2 separate regions of the Homo sapiens genome follow, and region 1 is linked to region 2. A link is an interaction called in ENCODE POLR2A ChIA-PET data of the cell type or tissue named here. Cell type or tissue: endothelial cell of umbilical vein. All regions are shown on one strand. Links, peaks and the distances in the headings refer to the core of each region. The heading gives the core; the rest is flanking DNA.

Region 1 (5,382 bases), core at 184-5,183, 110 kb after region 2:
TTGTGAGGGAGCCCAAGACACCGTCACACCTGCACACGAGCTCATTACAATTCTCAGAGGGCAGATTCCTGGTGCCTTCGGTAGCCGGATGATTTTTTTATTTTTTAGTGTGATATGTGAAAGTGGGACACTGGTCTTTTTGCAAGTAGGAAGGCAGTTGTTTCTGCGCATTGGCACTCGAGCAATATGTTCCAAAACGGTTCAGAGTCAGAGCTCTAAAATGGCAGATTTGGGCTCTGAAATGGTCCCTGGGGAGCCTCAGTAGTGGATCTTGGAAATTTTTAAAAATATACTTGATGTGTGATTGAGAAACAAAAGTTTTACCAGTTGTTTAGAATTTTGGTTTCATTTGAATACATGGAATATCTAGCCCCAGTCAATTTTATAGATGATTTTAGTGTTTGTTGGCAGATGTGTTGACCCACATTTTACATACGGAGGAAACTGAGGCATAGGTTTGCCCTAGGAGGCTGAAAGCAGGACCCTGGATCCTCATTTCCAGTTCATCTGCTTCTCCGCTTCACTGGGGTGCTGTGATGTTGATGTGGGGGCACGTACATGGTTTAGTAAGGAAGCGTGGTCCCTTGGAGGAGAGGAGAGACATGAGGGTCATTGGGTGTGCTCAGGGAGGGTGGGTGTGGGGAGAGGGGCGTGCTGTTCCTCTGGGTAGAGGATTATAAAGGGCAAGTTGGCAATGATGTATCAATAGCTTAAAAATATGTGTGATCTCTGACTCAGCAGTTGAATTTTTAGGAACAAATAAAGATGTGTGCAAAGGTGTTTGTTCAAGGATAGTTATCCCTTCATTGTTTATAGAAGCAAAAAAGCAAAAAAAACCCAAAAAACTGGAAACAACCTAAATGCGTAACAGTAGAGCAGCAGTGCATTCATACCAGAGAACCCCAGGTAGCTACGAATTATACTGCCAAAGGTTATTTATCCATCTGAACAGATATCCCCTTAAATAGTGTAATACTAATGGTGATGACAGCTCACACGTATATGGCATTTGCTGTGCGCCAGACATAGTCTTAACCACATGCTATATGTTAACTCATCATCATAACAGCCCTAGGAGGTATGTGCTATCATTTCTTCTTTTTTACAAATAGGTAAACTGAGGCACAGATAGGTTAAGTAACTTGCCAAAGAGCACACAGATGGTGAGTGGCTGGCTGGAATTTAAACCAGAATGTCTTGACTCCAGAGTCCAACAGATGTTTCAAAACATATTTTTTGTTGGTTTGTGTTAGAAACATTTTCTTTCAGTGTCTAGATGAGCATTGGAAAATGAATAAAAGGGTATACACAACACATTAACAGTGGCTTCTTCTGTTAACAGGATTGCATGTGGTTTTTACTTTCTTCTTTTTGGTCTTCTGTTTTTCTCACTTTTCTCAGTGAATGTGTCTTATAAGAAATTCAAATTCTGTTTTTAAAAACAAAAAAATTCTCTTCTGAAGGCTAATTTTTTAAAAAAACTAAAAATTAATGCAAAGCACTAGATGCTGACAAAAACCAATCCTGTGGGAATTCTGAAGATGAGCTGGAGTCCAGTGGACAGAGAGGAAAAGGCCAGGAGGAGGAGTGGTTCAAGGTGGATGTGAAGTTGGCTTTCCTTGAAGTCTAAGGAGGAGGAACCAGCAAAGTGAAAAATAGAGGCAAAGGTGGAGCCATGGGAACCTTGGAAGGAGGCTGTGTTGGGCTGAATAATAGCCCCCAAAGATATCCTAATCACTAGAACCTGTAAATGTTACCTGATGTGGCAAAAGAGATTTTGTAGTCATGATTGGGGATCTTGAGTTGGAGCTGTTTTGCAGAATTATCCAGTGGGCTGTAAGTGCAACCACATGTGTTTTTATAAGAGGGAAGCAGGGCTGGGTGCGGTGGCTCACACCTGTAATCCCAGCACTTTGGGAGGCTGATGCAGGTGGATCACCTGAGGTCAGGAGTTCAAGACTGGCCTGGCCAACATGGCAAAACCCCATCTCTGCTAAAAATACAAAAATTAGCCAGGCATGTTGGTGCGTGCCTGTAATCCCAGCTATGAAGGGGGCTGAGGCAGGAGGATCGCTTGAACCTGGGAGGCAGAGGTTGCAGTGAGCTGAGATTGTGCCACTGCATTCTAGCCTGAGCAACAGAGCAAGACACCATCTCCAAAAAAAAAAAAAAAAAAAAGAGGGAAGCAGGGGATATTCAAAAACAGAAGAACAGGTGATATGATTGCTTCAGCAAGAAGCTCTGTTGTTGGACTTGGAAGGTGGAGGAAGGGGCTACCAGCCAAGGAATGCAGCTCTGGAAGCTGGAAAAGGCAGGGGAACAGATTCTTCCCAGAACCCCCAGAGGGAGACAGCTTACCAACATGTTAATTTCAGCCCAGAGAAATTGATTTTGAACATCTGACCTCCAGAACTATAAGAGAATGAATGTGTGTTGCTTTTTTTTTTTTTTTTTTTTTTTTTTGGAGACAGGGTCGTACTCTGTTGTCCAGGCTGGAGGGCAGTGTGGCATGACCTCGGCGTGAATGTGTGCTGCTTTAAGCCACCAATTTTGTGGTGATTTATTATAGCAGCCACAGGAAACCAGCAGGGGTGTGTGCAGATCACACTCAGGCCTCGGCCTGCACTGAGAACAGCACGGTGGGTTGGAGTCTGCCAGCCTCGTTCTGATCACTCTGGCTGTGTGACCTTGAACTGAGCCTGGCTTTGCCCCCAGGGTAGTTGCGGGATCAGCTGGGAGAGCACCATGACACTGTTATATAAACTGAAGAGCATCACACAAACCTAAGTGGGATGAGCACTTCCACCCAGCCTAGCATAAACCTGGTCTCACAGAGCCAGGAAAGCTGTCATCATACACCACCCCCTCCCTGCCTCTTAATCCTCAGTGCTTTAGCTTCCAAACCACAGGTGGAATGTATCGCCAGCCAGAGTGATCAGGTGTCTTAAGCCCCATAACAAATAACCCTGGGGACCTAGATGCTGCTTCAGTTCACCTGTTGGCGGGGGTGGTCGGGCAGGTGCTGTGTGCCTGCTGATAGGTCCCACCCTAGGCAGTGAGCTGGGGAAGGTGGGACCCCAGCCTCTTTGGAGGGGACAGAGGGAATATTTCTGGGATGTCTTCTCCCCAGAGTGTGTGAGTGTGTGTGTGTGAGAGAGAGCAGGGAGTGGAAGAGTCCCATAACCAAGTCCAGGGTTTGCAGTCCCTAGGATCATACCCTGTGCACCCCAAATTGTTTCCTGACAGCTCTAGGGGTGCCAGAAATGGCTTTTAACAATATTGGCCACTTGGTGTTCTGGAGGATAAATGTGCTGTTGGGGCCTGGGCTCTGGGATAGGGAGAGGGAAGCCAGCAGGCTCCCCTTTAAGTTTTTGGAAGAGCTCCCGCACCAGCCTTTGCCTCATCCATAAAGGAAGTGCACTCAGCCTACTGCTCCCAAAGCCCTTACCAGCTGCAGAGTATTCACTCTGTGCTTGGCCTATGTGGACGGAGCAGAGGAGCAGTTGTCAGAGATGACCCAGAGGTCCCTTGCAACCCACAACCTAAGGTGAGCACCCAGGAGGATGACCAGGGTGGCCTGGGGGTGCTTTTCCCCATCACAGCTTAGGGTCCATCTCTGAAAGTGCCTGGGTTGGGAAAGGCCGAATTACCCTGGAGTAGAGCATGGTGTTGCCATTCGAGTGTGGTGGGAAAGGCCTGCTGTCAAGCACGTAGGGCCCTCTGACCCCGCACTGGGGCCCGGCTGCCTGTGTGTGATTGCCAAAGGGAGAGGCGGGATGCTGGCTTCACCCGACCCCCTGGGACCATGCAGGAGAGAATAACTTAGAAGTTACGTTAGGTCTCTTGGGTGCAAGTGACAGAAACCGAACTCAGACTGATACAAAGAGAGGAAGATGGGGTGTCCCTGGCCAGCACAGTGGACACAGGGCCATCGGCCTCTGTCTCTCTCTCCCTCATTCCTACTAGTTTGGTTCTCTGGATTGGTTGAGCTCTAAGTCAGGCCCTTCCTCGCAAGGGCAGTGTGGTTGCTGGCTCACAGACCGTCCTCCTGAAAACCCCATTGCTGGGGAAGAGCTTCCCCTCTCCAAGGATTCCAGTAAAGGCCTTCGAGACCGGGCCCAGGGCTCGGTCCACTTGGTTTCCAGGCCACCCAACCCCTCTGTCTCCTGCCTCAGTGGCTTCTCATTGGCTTTGCTGCTTTATCCTCATTGTCTTCTTCTGGGGCTCAGTGCTGGGACATCTTCTTCCCTGTCCTCATTCACTCCCTAGATGACCTCATCTAGTCTCTCTATGATGATATCTTTGAAGTGACTCCTCCCAAGGTTCTGAAGTACAAATTGTTTTCTAAAAACTGTATTATGTATTATCCTTCCCTCTGTTCCTTCTCCTCCTTCCTCCCTTTCTCTTCCCTTCATTTCTTTCTTTAGAAAGACAGGGTCTTACTTTGTTGCCCAGGCTGGAGTACAGTTGCCTGATCACAGCTCACTGCAGCCTTGACCTCCTGGGCTCAAGCGATCCTCACGCCTCAGCCCCCGCCCCTAAGTAGCTGAGAACACAGGCATATATCACCACACCCAGCTGACTTTTAAATTTTTGTGGAGACAGGGTCTCACTATGTTGCCCAGGCTGGTCTTAAACTCCTGGGCTCAAGTAATCCTCCCACCTTGGCCTCCCAAAGTGCTGGGATTACAGGCCTGAGCCACCGTGCTAACCTGAAGCACAAACTCTTACATCCACCTGCCCACGGGGAGCTCCACCTGGCTCAGGTCTAAAACCACACCCCTCATCTTTCCCCCAAACCTTTTCTCAAGGTCTTCCCTAAATCATAAATGATAGCTCTATCCTTCCATAGCTCCACCAAGTCACCCTAACTTCTCTCTTCCTCTCCTGCCCATGTCTGATGGATCCGTGAGTCCCCCTAGCTTTACCTTCAGAACATACCCAGAAGCTGAGGACTTCAGCCACCTCCTGCACTCCCGCTGTGTGGCAAGCCAGCAGCACCTCAATAACTGGTCTCCCCATTTCCACCCTAACCCCCAGCTCTGTTCTGCACATTGCAGAAGGAGGGATCCTTCATGATGAAAACTGTATCACATCAGCCCCCTGCTCAAAACCCTCCAGTGCATGTTTATACTCAGAGTAAAAGCCAGTTTCCCTAACAACCTTCAGGGCTGAACGGGACCAGCACTCCAACGCTTACCACCCCTGTCCTCATCTCCTCCCCTCCTGGCTCACTCTGCTCCAGCCACCCTGGTTTTTTCACTTTTCTTTTCTTTCCCTTTTTTTTTTTTTTTTTTTTTTTTTTGAGAGAGAATCTCTCTCTGTTACCCAGGCTGGAGTCCAGTGGCGTAATCTCAGCTCACTGCAACCTCTGCCTCCCAG
Region 2 (5,382 bases), core at 327-5,326:
TTCTTTTTCAGGCACTTCATAAACTTCCTTTTTTGAGGGATCCATTACTGGAGAGTTATTGCTTTCCTTTGCAGTGGTCATGTTTTCTTGCCTTTTCATGTTTCTTATGTCCTTATGTTGATGTCTATGCATCTGGTGTAATAGCTGTTTCATCCAATTTTATGAATTGGCTGTCATAGGAAGACTTTTTCCTATAGATTTAACTATAGCATTGGTTGGGTAGAGTGCTTTGGCTGTGATTCTGGGTGGACACAGTGGTATAGTTGCCATGTGGTTTTGTAAACTATAATCAGCATCAGTGGTGTCTGTGAGTTCTTCAGTGGCTTAGACCATGGTTGTTAGTAGAGGCTGTGGTGAGACTTTGCTAGGAATAGAAACAGTCAGCAGGCCAGTTCTCAGGTGCCAGTTGTGGTGGTGGTGGGTAAGGGTGGGCCTGTCCTCAGGCCCCTAGATGGCATGCACAGATACCTGTGGAGTGGGCAGGGTGGGTCGATCCACAAGCTGCCAGACAACATGTGTGGATGCCAGTGGCAGGTGGAACATACCTGTCTTCAGGTTCCCTGATGGTGTGTGCATACGCCGGTAGTGGTGGGTGGAGCAGATCTATCCCCAGGCCTCAGACAATGCACACTAGTACCAGCAGCAACAGGTGGGGTGGGCTTCTTCTCAGGACCCTGGATGTTGCACATCAGCAGTGGCAGGTGGCAGGGGTCAATCCCTGCATGGATGCTGGTGGCAGGAGGGGCATGCTGTCTTTAGGTCTCCCCAGTGATGCACAGGGGCACTGGTGGCATCCAGTGGACAATGTGCACAGGCCCCCAGTGGTGAGCAGGTGGGGCGGATTCCACATACACTTTTTTTTTTTTTTTTTGAGATGGAGTCTTCTTGTGTTGCCCAGGCTGGAGTGCAGTGGCACAATCTCGGCTCACTGCAAACTCCGCCTCCCAGGTTCAAGCGATTCTTCTGCCTCAGCCTCCCGAGTAGCTGGTATACAGGCGCACACCACCACACCTGGCTAATTTTTATGTTTTTGGTAGAGACAGGGTTTCACCATGTTGGCCAGGCTGGTCTGGCAACTCCTAACCTCAAGTGATCTGCCTGCCTCAGCCTCCCAAAGTGCTGGGATTACAGGCATGAGCCACCACGCTTGGCCCACATGCACTTTTTGGAAAACAAAAATGGAATTTTGATATACATCTTTGTCTTCAACTTGTGTTTTTGTTGTTGGTTTTTTTTTTTTTTTTTTTTTTTTGAGATGGAGTCTCCCTCTATTGCCCAGGCTGGAGTGCAGTGACACAATCTCAGCTCACTGCAACCTCTGCCTCCTGGGTTCAAGCAATTCTCCTCCCTCAGCCTCCTGAGTAGCTGGGACTACAGGTGCATGCCATCACAGCTGGCTAGTTTTTTTGTATTTTTAGTAGAGATGGGGTTTCACCATATTGGCCAGGCTGGTCTCAAACTCCTGACCTCATGATCCGCCCACCTCAGCCTCCCAAAGTGCTGGGATTACAGGCATGAGCCACCACGCCCGGCCAACTTGTGTTTTTTTACTTAAGAGTATACCAATCACTTTAGCTGTTCAGGCCAGTGTATATAAATTTACCTTGTTCTTTAAATTAATGCATAACTGAGAAAAAGGATTTGGGGAGGCAGTGTCTAGGATGAAGAACAGGACCTCTTTTGATGTTTTTCCAGATATATAAGTGAAAATTGAAAGTATTTTTAATTACCTTTGGTCATTGGGGTATAGTTCTTTGAATGCCACATCAAGCTCAGATGGGCATTGGGCACCCTAAGATTTATTCAGATTACATTAGAAAGATCCCCAAGGCAGAAGGGTGGAGGATAGATTCATGGAAATGAGACAGATGGTGAGTTCAATTAAGAGACTCTTTATGGAGATAGCTCAATATTTCAGGTGAAACATAATCAATACTCAGAAAGGAGATTATGGGGTCCCCAGATGTTTAGGAATTAGAAGCAACAAGACATGGTGACTGGTTGGATGTGGAGGACACAGTAGAAAACATCTAAAGAGACTTTTAGGTTTTATTGTGGGTAATAGGGAGATGGCACCATTCATGGACACAAGAATAAAGGAAGGTAATAAATTCACTTCTGGGACTTGGTAGAGTTTACGTGGCCCCAGCCATCCATATAGGGGTATAGGGGTGATTGGAATGTTGGTGTGAATTCAGGAGGCATCAACCTGGGAGTCACCACCACGAAGGTCATATTGGAAGCCATGGCAGCTGATGAGATCATCTAGGGATGTGTGTAGACTTGAAAGAGAAAGGGGAGTAAGTATACTATATCCTCATCAAAAGAGAAGAAAAAATGTGACCAGCAAGAGAGACCAAAAACTAGCAAAAGGTAAGAGAAGTACCAAGGTAGAATGCCATAGTGGAATGCAAGAGGAGAGAAAATATCAGGAAGAATAGAGAGCCAAATAGCATCAAATTCTGCAGAGAAACCAAGTCAGGTAATATCTGAAAAGGGTGTAGGAGGTCGTGGGTAAGTTCAGTGACATGGAGGGAGCAGAAGCCAGAGTACAGGCTCAGGGGATGGAGAAGTGAGGGTGGCGTAAGAGGTGGACACAGCAAGGGCACACTATATGTTTGAGAAATTTAATTCAAGATGAAAAAGGAGAGGAGTTAAGCAATGGTTAAGGCCACACAGCGTCATAGGGATATTTTTGAACTCATACCATAGTTTTATATAGAGATGAAAAAAACCCAGAGCTCAGAGAGTCCTCTTCAGCTTTATAAAATCAAACTTGTCAAGTTAATGGACTTATTTAAGTGAGTCAGACCCCATTAGAGCATATGTCACTTGACTGTTATAGGTACACAGCCATGACTCAGAAATGCTGACACAAAGCCATGTGGTACGATATATTACTAAGCAGTGCTTATGCATTGTCACACAGTGATTAGAAAGATTGCATTGTGGTATATGGCTGGCAGAACAGCTCAGAACTATATAAGTGACGTTTCTCTTTGTGGAAATTTTGGGAACTTGTATTTGATTACAAAATGCCTTGAGATTATAAATCCAATCGGCAGATATAGAAAACTTACAGCATAGCTTTCTTCATATCACAGCCTCTGTAAGAAAAATGTATTAATTTAATTTCATATAACTTTTTTTATTGGTTCAAGTGATTAATTCTTCTAAGCAGATGCTAGTGTGATGTAGTGATTAAGAGCACAAGCAATGAACTTCAATAGACTTGTGTTTTGAATACAAGGTCAACCACTTATGAGCTATGAGATCTTGGGTAATGTCTTAGTCTATTTCGTGCTGCTGTAACAGAGTAACCACAGACTGGGTAATTTATAAAGAACATAAATTTATTTTCTCACTGTTCTGGAAACTGGGAAGTCCAAGATCAAGGTGCTGGTATCCAGTGAGGGCCTTCTTGCTGTATCATCCCATGGCAGAAGGTGGAAAGGCAAAAGAGAACCCAGGCACACAGGAAGAGGGCTGAACTTGCTTTTATAACAAACCCACTCTTCTGGGTTAATCTATAGATAAGGGCAGAGTCTTCATGACCTAATCTCTTCTTAAAGTTTCTACCTCTTAACACTGTTGCATTGGGGATTAAGCTTCCAAGACATGAACTTTGTAGGACACTTTCAAAGCATAGCAGGTAAATTCCTAATTTGTAAAATGAGGAAAATAATAGTTCCCACCACAGAGAGTTGTTATGCAGGTGAAAGTGAGGTCATGCATATGCAGTGCTTGGCACAGTATATGACACCTAGTAGAGGCTCAGTGAGCATGAGATGAATTTCAATTCACTGGGGCCAACAGGGAGACCCTGCTAGGAAGGGAACCTCAGGCACAAAGGGCTAAAGGCAATAATAACTGTGGCTGAGCTTGGAGAGGAGAGGATGTGGGTGAAAACTGACAGAAAATGAGATAGGCAGAGCAGTAACAAGGTATATGGATCTTCTGTTGGGGAAAAAAAATCCTATAGCAAAGCTTCAAATAGTATTGTTATTTTATATATGCATATATATATATATATTCTATATCTACACATACGTATACACTACGTGTTACCACCAGAGTCTTTTCTGTGCTTTGCTAAACCTATTATTACAGGGATATTTCCTGAGCCACTGTATCTTTTTTTTTTTTTTTTTTTTTTTTTTTTTGGAGATGGGGTCTCACCCTGTCACCCAGGCTGGAGTGCAGTCCTGCAATCTCAGCTCACTGCAACCTCCTCCTCCTGGGCTCAAGTGATTCTCCTGCCTCAGCCTCCTAAGTAGCTGGATTACAGGCACCCACCACCACGCCTGGCTCATTTTTGTATTTTTAGTAGAGACAGGGTTTCGCCATGTTGGCCGGGCTGGTCTAAAACTCCTGACCTCAGATGATCTGTCCCCCTCGGCCTCCCAAAGTGCTGGGATTACAGGTGTGAGCCACCACACTAACCTGTTTCTGTTTCTCCACTCCAGTGTCCATCTCAGCTGCAACTGTACTTTGTGTCAACCAGTATTCAAGGGAGGACTCTGATTGGTTCAGTTAATCCTTTCAAGCCAAGCCCATGAGTTGTGCTCTGCTTGGAACAGGGGTTTGCCCATCCAATCAGCTGTATCCAGGGCTAGAGGGAAAGTGGAATCCCATGCTTCAGAACCTGCCCTTTCGTATAACAGGAGCTGAGACCATAAAATCTGCCATGGATGAGACCACACTGAGTAAGCAGCATCCTGAGTTATATCTATCTGTTGGAGGGATGGAGGAGAAAAGGCAGGCAGGTGTAAGACATGAGTGGCCAACTGTCCCAGTTTGCCTGGGACTAGGTTTAAATTTTTAATAGTAGTGAAACGTATATGTCATAACATTTATCATTCTAATGGCTTTCAAGCATGCTGGTCTGTGGTGTCATTGTGCAAACATCACCACCATCAATCTCTAGAACTTTTCATCTTTCCAAACTAAAACTTCACACATTATACACTAATTCCCCATTTCCCCTCTCCCCAGCCCCTGGCAACCATCTCCTCTCTGCCTCTATAAATCTGACTACTCTAAGTACCTCCTATAGGTGGAATCATATAGCATTTGTCCTTTTGTGACTGGCTTATTTCATGTAGCATAATGTCCTCGGGGTTCCTCTATGTTGTAGCATGTGTCAGAATTTCTTTCCTTTTGCAAGCTGAACAATATTCCACATTTTGTTTGCTCATTTATTCATCAATGGACCCTTGAGTTAGTTCTGCCTTTTAGGCTGTTGTGGGTGGGACCGGCTCAATTTTAACACTAAAAGTCTTGTGTCCCAAGAAACTTCTCAGTCCTGGGCAAACTGGGACAGTTGGTCATCCCAGACATAGACCCAGCTAGCATCCCCAAAACCAGGACACCAGCACAAGC

Evidence for each region. Peaks named below come from ENCODE experiments on the same cell type or tissue, not always from the same donor. Only the 100,000 strongest peaks of a DNase experiment are listed, where the experiment ranks them.
Region 1: POLR2A ChIA-PET joins it to region 2 with 5 read pairs; 2 of 35 experiments call an interaction of 5 or more read pairs at or near these places.

What each region holds. Positions count from the first base shown.
Region 1 is chr16:58,468,750-58,474,131 of GRCh38, forward strand. It overlaps a transcript of NDRG4 not described here. Among named protein-coding and RNA genes, the nearest start is that of NDRG4, 29 kb to the right of the region's middle. In endothelial cell of umbilical vein, for the core only: no CTCF peak of the experiment used is centred there; no DNase peak of the experiment used is centred there.
Region 2 is chr16:58,363,578-58,368,959 of GRCh38, forward strand. No RefSeq gene overlaps it. Among named protein-coding and RNA genes, the nearest start is that of GINS3, 26 kb to the right of the region's middle. In endothelial cell of umbilical vein, for the core only: no CTCF peak of the experiment used is centred there; a DNase peak (open chromatin) is centred at 2,874.